Linked DNA regions of Homo sapiens: region 2 is linked to region 1. Evidence: read pairs that join two places in POLR2A ChIA-PET (ENCODE). Cell type or tissue: PC-9. All regions are shown on one strand. Each heading gives the region's core, and the rest is flanking DNA. Links, peaks and the distances in the headings are about the cores only. Region 1 has its middle 11 kb from the start of CD46. Region 2 overlaps CR1 (complement C3b/C4b receptor 1 (Knops blood group)).

What was found. Peaks named below come from ENCODE experiments on the same cell type or tissue, not always from the same donor. Only the 100,000 strongest peaks of a DNase experiment are listed, where the experiment ranks them.
Region 2: POLR2A ChIA-PET joins it to region 1 with 6 read pairs; 3 of 35 experiments call an interaction of 5 or more read pairs at or near these places.

The regions. Positions count from the first base shown.
Region 1 is chr1:207,738,203-207,743,584 of GRCh38, forward strand. No RefSeq gene overlaps it. Among named protein-coding and RNA genes, the nearest start is that of CD46, 11 kb to the right of the region's middle. In PC-9, for the core only: no CTCF peak of the experiment used is centred there; a DNase peak (open chromatin) is centred at 2,189; H3K27ac peaks cover 1,639 bases.
Region 2 is chr1:207,638,188-207,643,569 of GRCh38, forward strand. CR1 (complement C3b/C4b receptor 1 (Knops blood group)) reads left to right here. Exons shown (of 47, transcript NM_000651.6): 47 at 1,210-3,578. The coding sequence ends at 1,222. Among named protein-coding and RNA genes, the nearest start is that of CR1L, 4.3 kb to the right of the region's middle. In PC-9, for the core only: no CTCF peak of the experiment used is centred there; no DNase peak of the experiment used is centred there; H3K27me3 peaks cover 181 bases.

The DNA.
Region 1 (5,382 bases), core at 218-5,217:
TCTCTCTCTTATCTACTGATGTCTCCATTTACGCCATATTTTCTATGTCCTACATAGCAGTCATCACAGAGGGCAATAAACACTTCTAATGACCTTGTAATTTATATGGAATGCTAGCATCATGATTATCAGCTTGTAAATTCTGGGTAATTCAATTGTGGACCATGCTGTTAATTAAATGAAAACATCCTGTTATTTTAGGGACCTTCCTTGACAAAGTACTATACAGCTGAAGAACATCTCGAATACAATTTTGGTTGGAAAGGAGCCAATTGATTTCAACAGAATCAGATCTGAGCTTCATAAAGTCTTTGAAGTGACTTCACAGAGACGCAGACATGTGCACTTGAAGATGCTGCCCCTTCCCCGGTACCTAGCAAAGCTCCTCCCTCTTTGTGTGCGTCACTGTGAAACCCCCACCCTTCTGCCTTGTGCTAAACGTACACAGTATCTAGTCAGGGGAAAAGACTGCATTTAGGAGATAGAAAATAGTTTGGATTACTTAAAGGAATAAGGTGTTGCCTGGAATTTCTGGTTTGTAAGGTGGTCATTGTTCTTTTTTAAAATATTTGTAATATGGAATGGGCTCAGTAAGGAGAGCTTGGAAAATGCAGAAAGTTATGAAAAATAAGTCACTTATAATTATGCTACCACTGATAACCACTCCTAATATTTTGATTCATTTTCTGCCTATCTTCTTTCACATATGTGTTTTTTCACATACGTACTTTTCCCCCCTTAGTTTCCTTTTATTTTATAGAGCAGAACCCTAGTCTTTTAAAGAGTTTAGAGTGAAATATATACTATATCAGTTTTTACTTTCTCTAGGGAGAAAAATTAATTTACTAGAAAGGCATGAAGTGATCATGGGAAGAGCGGTTAAGACTACTCAAGAGAAATATTTGGAAAATAAGCTTTCAATATTTTCTTTCTTTCTTTCTGTTTGAGACGGATTCTTGCTCTGTCGCCCAGGCTGGAGTGCAGTGGCATGATCTCGGCAACCTCCACCTCCCGGGTTCAGGTGATTCTCCTGCCTCAGCCTCCCAAGTAGCTGGAACTACAGGCACCCGCCACCATGCCCAGCTAACTTTTTGCATTTTTAGTAGAGATGGGGTTTCACCATATTAGCCAGTATGGTCTCAATCTCCTGACCTCATGATCCGCCCGCGTCAGCCTCCCAAAGTGCTGGGATTACAGGCGTGAGCCACCGTGCCTGGCCAGCTTTGGATATTTTCTAAGCTTTATTTCAAAAGCTCTCTGTGCTATGTTCTCTATAAAAAACATAATGAAATTTGAAATGATTGTTATTATAAAAGTAAGTAGCTTTTTATGAATTCAGAATATACGAACTTTTAAAAGCACTTTTAAAATATTTATCAAAATAATAAACATGTTCTGACATTTTTAAAATAAGTGACCTTGTGTTCTTTAACCAGTCTACATCTTTAGAGATCAAAAATTTATGTTATTATGGGCTATGCGAATGACCTCTAAAAAACATCAGAATATTTCTGGCTATTTAATAATAGCTTTATATATGACTACTGCTCATTTCTGTGTAATTCTGTTTAATAGTTGCTTTAAAGGTGAATTCGGCTACATTTACTTTGAGAACGATATAAAGAGATAGACATGAACTTGAATTTCAGTTTAAAATCATGCAAGATAGGAAAAAAAAACCATAAGAAAAATCAACTGATAAACTGCAAGAAAAAAAACATGCAACTTATACCACAAAGGGTAATTGCTTTATTATTTAGAGAGTACTTAAAAATTCAAAGACCAAACTTCTCTCCACCCCACAAAAATAGATAAAGGACATACAGGTAGGTCACCAAGAAAGAAGGGCAAGTAGCCAGTGAATATATATAGAGATACTTGATAGGACTTTTGCTTAGCTGGATCTTTAGCAAATCTCTTTTATTTCTTGGGATTTTGAAGAAGTAACTTTTAAAAGAGGACTTAAAACTAAATGCTTGGGAATTGGCCTTTTTTAGAATGAAAATTTCCCAACACAAGAAAAAAAATCCTGGGTTCTTTATTTTCCAGAATGGAGTAGGTCACTGAGCAATATGATTAATAAATATGCAATGCCTCTGACTTCTGTTTTGTTTTGTTTTGGAGACAGGGTCTTGCCCTGGGGCTGGAGTGCAGTGGTGCAATCTAGGCTCACTGCAACCTCACCTGTGACTTTTTAATTGCAAGAAAGCCAAAAGGTTTGTTTTCGATTACATCATTTATAATGGGAAATACTGTATATACTATGAGTAAAATACTATATTGCCTAACTTGTATTATTAAACAATTCTGCTGACCTTTGACCTTACATTTACATCTGAAAAGCAGTGTGATAGGAGTTATTAAGAAATTATTTTAGGCAGATAGAGACGAAAAGGGGTCCTTGGAACGTTTTTGTTTCTTTTAAAGCAGCTCCAGAAATGTTTCTTGTCTAGCAGGAAGGCCCTGGCTCTTAGAGCTGGGCCAGCAACCTTTAACAAGCAAATGCCAGCCATTAGAAACTGGGTCCACCCAACATGGTGATTTCCACCGTTTTCCTCTTGCCTTAGCCCTGACGTGTGCCTGACAACATGGCTGCCCCCACATATCTCACCACGTGTAGAACATCTTGGTGTCCTGCATTTGCATATTAAAAGCTAGGGTGGGAAGGCCAGTTTTTCAGTCTATGTGAATGACATCCCTGGTCAAACCAATCCCCTGAGCCCTATGCAAATCAGACACCACCTCCTCCAGCCTCTACATATATTTGGCTATTTTCCATCCCATGTGGGGGGTCTCCTCTCTTGGCTTTGGAGCCCCCCTCCCTCTGTCTCTGTAAAGGGGAGCTTCTTCCTTCTTTCTTGCCTATTAAACTCTCTGCTCCTTAAAACCACCCCATGTGTGTCCGTGTCATTTTTCCCAATTCAATATGAGACGAAGAACCAACAGGTTCCTCTGTTACTGGGGGTCCTTGCTTCCAGAGCTCCCAAGATGGTGGCGAGCCACTTCCAAAATGGCGGCAAGCTTCGTGTTCTCTGACCTGGGGTTCTTGGCCTCATGGATTCCAATGAATGGAATCTTCGGCCATGTGGTGAGTGTTATACCTCTATTAGAAGCCGTGGGTCCTGGAAGAGAACCGTGGAACCCAGTGACTAGTATTCAGCTCGGTTAGGATGAACCCAGGCACTTAGCCGTGCAGGAACAATGGCAAGCCTTTAGCCCGATTGGAAGTGGCAGTAGGTGCCTCTCTGGATCAGGAGCACAGCGGACACCCTGCCGGATCCGGAGGAATGGAAGTCAGCGGTGGGTCTGCGACGGCGGCAAACAGCAGTGGTGGACGGTGAGCGAAAGCTCAGCTCAAGCCGTAACAAACACAGACCAGAAGAGTGCAGCGGCAAGATTTAATAGAGTGAAATAGAGTGAAAACAGAGCTCCCACACAAAGGGAGGGGACCCAAAGGGGGTTGTCGTTGCCGGCTTGAATGCCTGGGTTTATATCCGATCACTGTCCCTCCTGCTGTGCTCTCAGGCAACAGATGATTGGCTATTTCTTTACCTCCTGTTGTTGCCTAATTAGCATTTTAGTGAGCTCTCCTTACTATCTGATTGGTCAAGCGTGAGCTAAGTTCCAAGCCCGTGTTTAAAGGTGAAAGTGGTCACCTTCCCAGCTAGGCTTAGGGATTCTTAGTTGGCCTAGGAAATCCAGCTAGTCCTGTCTCTCACCTCCACTCCTCAGAGCTGTATCATTTTGGTGCATGGGCCAGCAAAAGAAATTCATTCATCAGACTGGTGAGTATGGAGTGGATCTCAACTTTAAATCTGTCCTTTAATCTCAAGGCTCTCTTCCAGCTACCCTGTCGCCAAACTTTCTCTATCTGCGGTCTCTTACCCTCTCTGTGTGTGTCTAATGTGCAGGAATCTTTACAGTTCAGGGAAACAGTTCTGTTAGAAAAGATCACGAATCATGGCAGGCAGTAATTCAATAAATGTCTCTTACTCTCTACGGTTTCTGTGGCAAGCACATGGTATTTCTAAGCCACCTAGTGAAAATAAAAATCCTCTTTATGAGACACATTGCTGGTTCTCTGTGGTAACTTGCAGCTTCGCAACTTTTTCATTTTGCACTTTTCTACTGATACTTCTGTGGACGGGAAAGCTCTGCTTTTAACAGTTAGGAGTAAGATGTCTTTTGTAGCCAAATTTTAGTCTCGATATTGTCGCACTGGCAGAAAAACGAACATTCAGTTCCTTCATTTCTTTAAGGCATGTATTCTGTCTCCTATTAAGATGGTACTTAATTAGTGAGGGAATTTTAAGTCCAGAAATTAACCGGAACCATTTTTCTATGGGTAAATGCTTTAGCACGGGCTATAATAGCAGGATATAGAGTTCAATCTAGCACACCCCCTCCCTTACAGGGACCTTGCCCAATTATGTGATTTTTCTTGAGATCCATTTAGGAAGGAACACAGGCCACACCAGTCTAGAACGTCAAAGGGAAATAAAAGGTAGAGGACTAAGACTGCTTGGGGACGGCATGCCTAAGGTCCAAAAGTTTAGTTCCTCTAGTGCCATGGCTTGGGGGGTCACGCCTGCAGTCATGGGTGGCACATTTAAACGAGTGCTGGGAATCCAGGAACCCCAGAGGGAATATAGTTGGGGGGACGCCCTCTACTGTTTTTCTCTCCATCCTGGATCACATACCGAAAGGAAGGAGACTAAAAGGATGCTTTTATTCTCACTTCTCTTTCTAGTTGGGTAACAAATCATCTTTTAACATGCACTCCCCTGGAGTGTATTTTAAAGCACTGGGACTCTTTCAACCCAGAAACTTTGAAGTAAAAGTGGCCTATTTTCTTTTGCACAAGGGCATGGCCTTTTTACTTCCCCAAAATTAAAGAAGCAAGTTCCAGGGGAACCATCTGAGGATCCCCCTTATTTGGGGGCCCTTCACGTTCCCTTCTCATTGCAGGGCCTCAGACAAGTAAAAGGAGTCTTAGGCTGATTTTCTGACAACACTGATAGGTAGATAGAAGCTTTCCAAAATTTAACTCAGGTATTTGACCTCTCATGGAGGAATGTTATGCTCCTCCTAAGCCAAACTCTAACTACAGCTAAAACAGGAAGCTCTGCAAGCAGAAGAGAATTTTGGAGATGAGCAATATGTCTCCTGTAGTAGGCCAAAAGGGAAAAGAGAAAACAGGGAAGGCAAAGAAATAGGGGAAACACCATTGGCAACCCTAATTGGAACTCCTTTCTAAAGTGTTTTTACTTCTTTTGTGGTTTAAAATGGATTCTCTCTCTTTTATAATGTTCTTCCAACCTAGGAAAGGTTAATTTTCCAAACCTTAAAATGCTTGGCTTAGAGTTGAGCTAGGGGGAAGGG
Region 2 (5,382 bases), core at 251-5,250, 100 kb before region 1:
AGGGAATTCCTGTTGTATGTGAAACTTTCCACTGATGTAAGAATTTTTGGAAAGCTTTACTACAGTATCCTGGTCCATTGTCAGTTTTGATCTTTTTCTGGAACTCCCATTACAGCAAAACAAGATAATAAATGTTTTTTAACATGGGAAGTACTGTCTCGATTATCTGGCCCTAAACAATGTAAAATCACAGTACTTTGATACACTTCTGAGGCTGTGCCTACGCTGACAAGCCCTGTAACAGCCTTTAGTTTAGGCCAATTTTTGGCCACTGATTTAAAGCAATGATAGAGACATCTGCTCCAGTGTCTACTAACCCTTCAAACTGTTTTCCTTGAATAATGGCCTTACACGCAGGTCTGTTCTCTGAGACCCGACTTGCCCAATATGCAGCCTTTCCTGTTGGATCAGTGCTTCCAAACCCTCCTGTTCTTTTTATCTCACTATTTCCAACCTTAATATAAGGCAGGAGTAATAATTGCGCAATCCTGTCTCCTGGACTGGCACTCCAAGGAATTGAAGAGCTAATAACCAATTGAATTTCGCCATTATAGTCTGAATCAACCACATCAGTACGAATTTGAACTCCCTTCAGACTTAGACTTGATCTACCTAAGATTAGTCCTACAGTCCCCTCAGGCAGTGGGCCATATACCCCTGTGGAGATTTTTTGTGGGGGCTCCCCTGGAAGCAGAGAGACTGCCTTTATAGTACATAAATCCACAGCTGCACTGCCGCTTGTGGCGGGGGACAATTGTTGTACTGTGGTAACTGGCTCATTCCCTGAGGCACTTGGGACAGTGGGGGTTGTTGTCCCTGAAAACCCTGAGGAACAAAGGGCTGAATTGGGAATGCCCCAGTTTGTTGCGGGGCCTGAGGCTGGCCCCTTTGCTCATTTTCCCGACAATGGTTGCCCATTTCTATCAAATTTAGAATGACATTGACTAGCCCAGTGTTTTCCTTGTTTACATCTTGGACATAAGTCAGGTGGCTCTTTTTTATTTGAGACTGGGCAATTCTTTTTTAGATGACCAATTTGATCACAATTATAACATTTCCCTCCAAATGTTCTAACTTGTCCTCCTAAAGCAACTCCTGTTATTGTGGAATAAAGTTTAGAAAATATCCAAAGCTTATCAGCCTGTAAATTCTGGGTAGTTCAGTTGTCTACCATGCTGTTAATTAAATGAAAACATCCTGTTATTTCAGGGTCCTTCCTTGACAAAGTACTATACAGCTGAAGAACATCTCGAATACAATTTTGGTGGGAAAGGAGCCAATTGATTTCAACAGAATCAGATCTGAGCTTCATAAAGTCTTTGAAGTGACTTCACAGAGACGCAGACATGTGCACTTGAAGATGCTGCCCCTTCCCTGGTACCTAGCAAAGCTCCTGCCTCTTTGTGTGCGTCACTGTGAAACCCCCACCCTTCTGCCTCGTGCTAAACGCACACAGTATCTAGTCAGGGGAAAAGACTGCATTTAGGAGATAGAAAATAGTTTGGATTACTTAAAGGAATAAGGTGTTGCCTGGAATTTCTGGTTTGTAAGGTGGTCACTGTTCTTTTTTAAAATATTTGTAATATGGAATGGGCTCAGTAAGAAGAGCTTGGAAAATGCAGAAAGTTATGAAAAATAAGTCACTTATAATTATGCTACCTACTGATAACCACTCCTAATATTTTGATTCATTTTCTGCCTATCTTCTTTCACATATGTGTTTTTTTACATACGTACTTTTCCCCCTTAGTTTGTTTCCTTTTATTTTATAGAGCAGAACCCTAGTCTTTTAAACAGTTTAGAGTGAAATATATGCTATATCAGTTTTTACTTTCTCTAGGGAGAAAAATTAATTTACTAGAAAGGCATGAAATGATCATGGGAAGAGTGGTTAAGACTACTGAAGAGAAATATTTGGAAAATAAGATTTCGATATCTTCTTTTTTTTTGAGATGGAGTCTGGCTCTGTCTCCCAGGCTGGAGTGCAGTGGCGTAATCTCGGCTCACTGCAAGCTCCGCCTCCCGGGTTGACACCATTTTCCTGCCTCAGCCTCCTGAGTAGTTGGGATTACCAGTAGATGGGACTACAGGCACCTGCCAACACGCCCGGCTAATTTTTTTGTATTTTTAGTAGAGACGGGGTTTCACCATGTTAGCCAGGATGGTCTGGATCTCCTGACCTCGTGATCCACCTGCCTCGGCCTCCCAAAGTGCTGCGATTACAGGCATGAGCCACCGCGCCTGGCCGCTTTCGATATTTTCTAAACTTTAATTCAAAAGCACTTTGTGCTGTGTTCTATATAAAAAACATAATAAAAATTGAAATGAAAGAATAATTGTTATTATAAAAGTACTAGCTTACTTTTGTATGGATTCAGAATATACTAAATTAACTTTTTAAAACACAACTTTTAAAAAATGTATCAAAATAATAAACGTGTTCTGATATTTTTAAAATAAGTGACCTTGTGTTCTTTAACCAGTCCACATCTTTAGAGAACAAAAATGTGTTATGATATTATGGGCCATGCTAATGACCTCTAGAAAACATCAGAATATTTCTGGATATTTAATAATAGCTTTATATATGACTAATGCTCATTTCTATGTAATTCTGTTTAATAGTTGCTTTAAAGGTGAATTTTGCCACATTTACTTTGACAGCAGTATAAGGAGTGAGATAGACATGAACCTGAATTTCAATTTAAAATCATGGAAGAGAGGGAAAAAAAACCAGCTTAAGAAAAATCAACTGATAAACTGCAAGAAAAAAATGCAACTTACATCACAAAAGCTAATTGCTTTATTATTTAGAGAGTACTTAAAAATTAAAGACCAAACTTCTCTCCACCCAACAAAAATGGGCAAAGGACATACAGCTAGGTCACCAAGAAAGAAGGGCAAATAGGTGGTGAGTATATGTAAAGATACTTGATAGGACTTTTGCTTAGTTGAATCTTTAGCAAATCTCTTTTATTTCTTGGGATTTTGAAGAAGTAATTTTTAAAGGAGGACTAGAAACTAAGTGATTGGGAATTGGCCTTTTTAGAATTAAAATTTCCCATTACAAGAAAAAAAAATCCTGTGTTCTTTTTTTTTTCCAGAATGGAGTAGGTCAGTGAGCAATGTGATTAATAAATATTTCAATGTCTGTGACTTTTGATTTATTTTGGAGACAGGGTCTTGCTCTGTTACCCAGGCTGGAGTGCAGTGGTGCTATCTAGGCTTACTGCAACCTCACCTGTCACTTTTTAATTGCAAGAAAGCTGAAAGGTTTTTTTCTATTATATCAGTTATAATGATAAATACTGTATATACTAACTATGAGTAAAATACTATATTGCCTAACTTGTATTATTAAGCAATTCTGCTAACCTGTGACCTTACATTTTCATCTGAAAAGCAGGGGCTGGACACCAATTGCCCTATGAAGCTATTGCTAGTCCTAACATTCTTTGTTTTGTTTGCTTTTTTGGCACACTTAAGTGTGTACTATGAAGTTTATGATGCTTTAATGAAATTTTCTGTCTCTACCATTGTAATGAGAAAGGAATAAAATACTTTATTTTGCAAATCTACTTATGGAATATAGTTCTGTACCTGATTGTTTTCATAATCCCTGTGTTGATGTGTAATGCCACAGACATGCTCTTGATAGTAACAGGAAAGAAAATCAGACACAGCTAAACATAAAGGTCAGTTGGCTGGCAGGTGCTTAGCAGGTGTAAATAGAGGCCCATTCATGCTGCTCCACTTGCTCCTGAAAAGCATAATGTAAATACAGTATACTAATTAGGAGGCAAAGAACCATCTAACATGGTTCTTTTTTTTTTTTTTTTTTTTTTTTGAGATAAAGTCTTGCTCTGTCACCAGGCTGGAGTGCAGTGGCGCAATCTTGACTCACTGCAACCTCCGCCTCCCAGGTTCAAGCAATTCCCCTGCCTCAGCCTCCTGAGTAGCTGGGACTACAGGTGTGCGCCACCACGCCCAGCTAATTTTTTGTATTTTAGTACAGACGGGGTTTCACCATGTTGGCCAGGATGGTCTAGATCTCCTGACCTCGTGATCTGCCCACCTCGGCCTCCCAAAGTGCTGGGATTACAGGCATGAGCCACCGCGCCCAGCCCTAACATCAAATTTTAAAAGAGTTGGCCACAGTTTAATGACATCCCTGCACACCAGCCTCCACCCATACTGCCCTTCATAAGCCCCTTAAAGGAGATCCCATAGTTCTAAACCGGGTCCACAAACACAGATATCCTCATTCTCTCCTTTTCTTCTCTTTGGCAGTTTGACAAAATCTTTAGGGGGAATTGGAGGAAACATTAATTTCCTAAATCAACTTCATTCAAAGCTTTGGCTTCAAGTTCTACCCGTTAAGGCCTCAGGAAGTTCATTGTCGACATTGAACTCAGTCACTAAAATGACCTCAAGGCTAAGGGATAGACCACAGCTCCACTTCACAAGTAAGCTTGCAACACCTGATTTAGGAAAGTTTGCTGTGCAGACAGTTGTAGCTCATCCATTTTACAGACCGATCTCGATTTGTTTCCTAGGGTCTAAAATTATTTAAATCAAAATCTCTCAGAAATTTCTGGACATTTAATAAATTCATGCTGGAGGAGAACTGGCAGAGATATGTTAAATGCACTTGACCACAAGAACCATTTATTTCATCCAATATTTACCAGCTATTCATTGTACACTTACTACAGATTTTGGCACTGGAGATATTATAAGAAAGCTCTAACCCTGACTTATGGAACTTATCCCAAAAAATAGGAAACAAGGCTCAGAACCATTCAAATGAAGCTTCAGTTAACTCAAATAAAAATTAGTTTTATAAATTTAATGTGAAAGTCTTCGAGTATATTAAGAATGGCTTGATTAACCCCAGGGATGGAAATTTTACTGATTGAAAGAAAGTTTCAATAAAATACCGATCTTTGAATCTAATCTGACACCTGAAACTAGGAAATCAAACACTAGCCATATTTTTTCTTCTATTCTTTATAATAATTTTTCTCATGAGAAAAAGGTATCTTTCTTCCAAGCCTGAAAATAAATGGAGAATTTTTAATATCTATTGATGTGGAGAAAAATAAATAGACTATCTGCTTTCACAAATAAGTGCTGGCATTGAGCCACAGAACATGTCTGTCATATTGCTCTTTCACACCATACATTAACAGGAATAATAATTTCTCCTCATTGAGTTTCCTATTTACTATCCCCTTAATTATACCTCCTTTAATTACTGTCATAGAGTGTCTGAATTTTATAATCCAAGATACTAAGATGTTTATTTGATATACCACCAGACTCAATGTCTTGTATTCTATGCCAAAAATTTGAAAATGTTTGGGAAGAGGAAATTCCGTG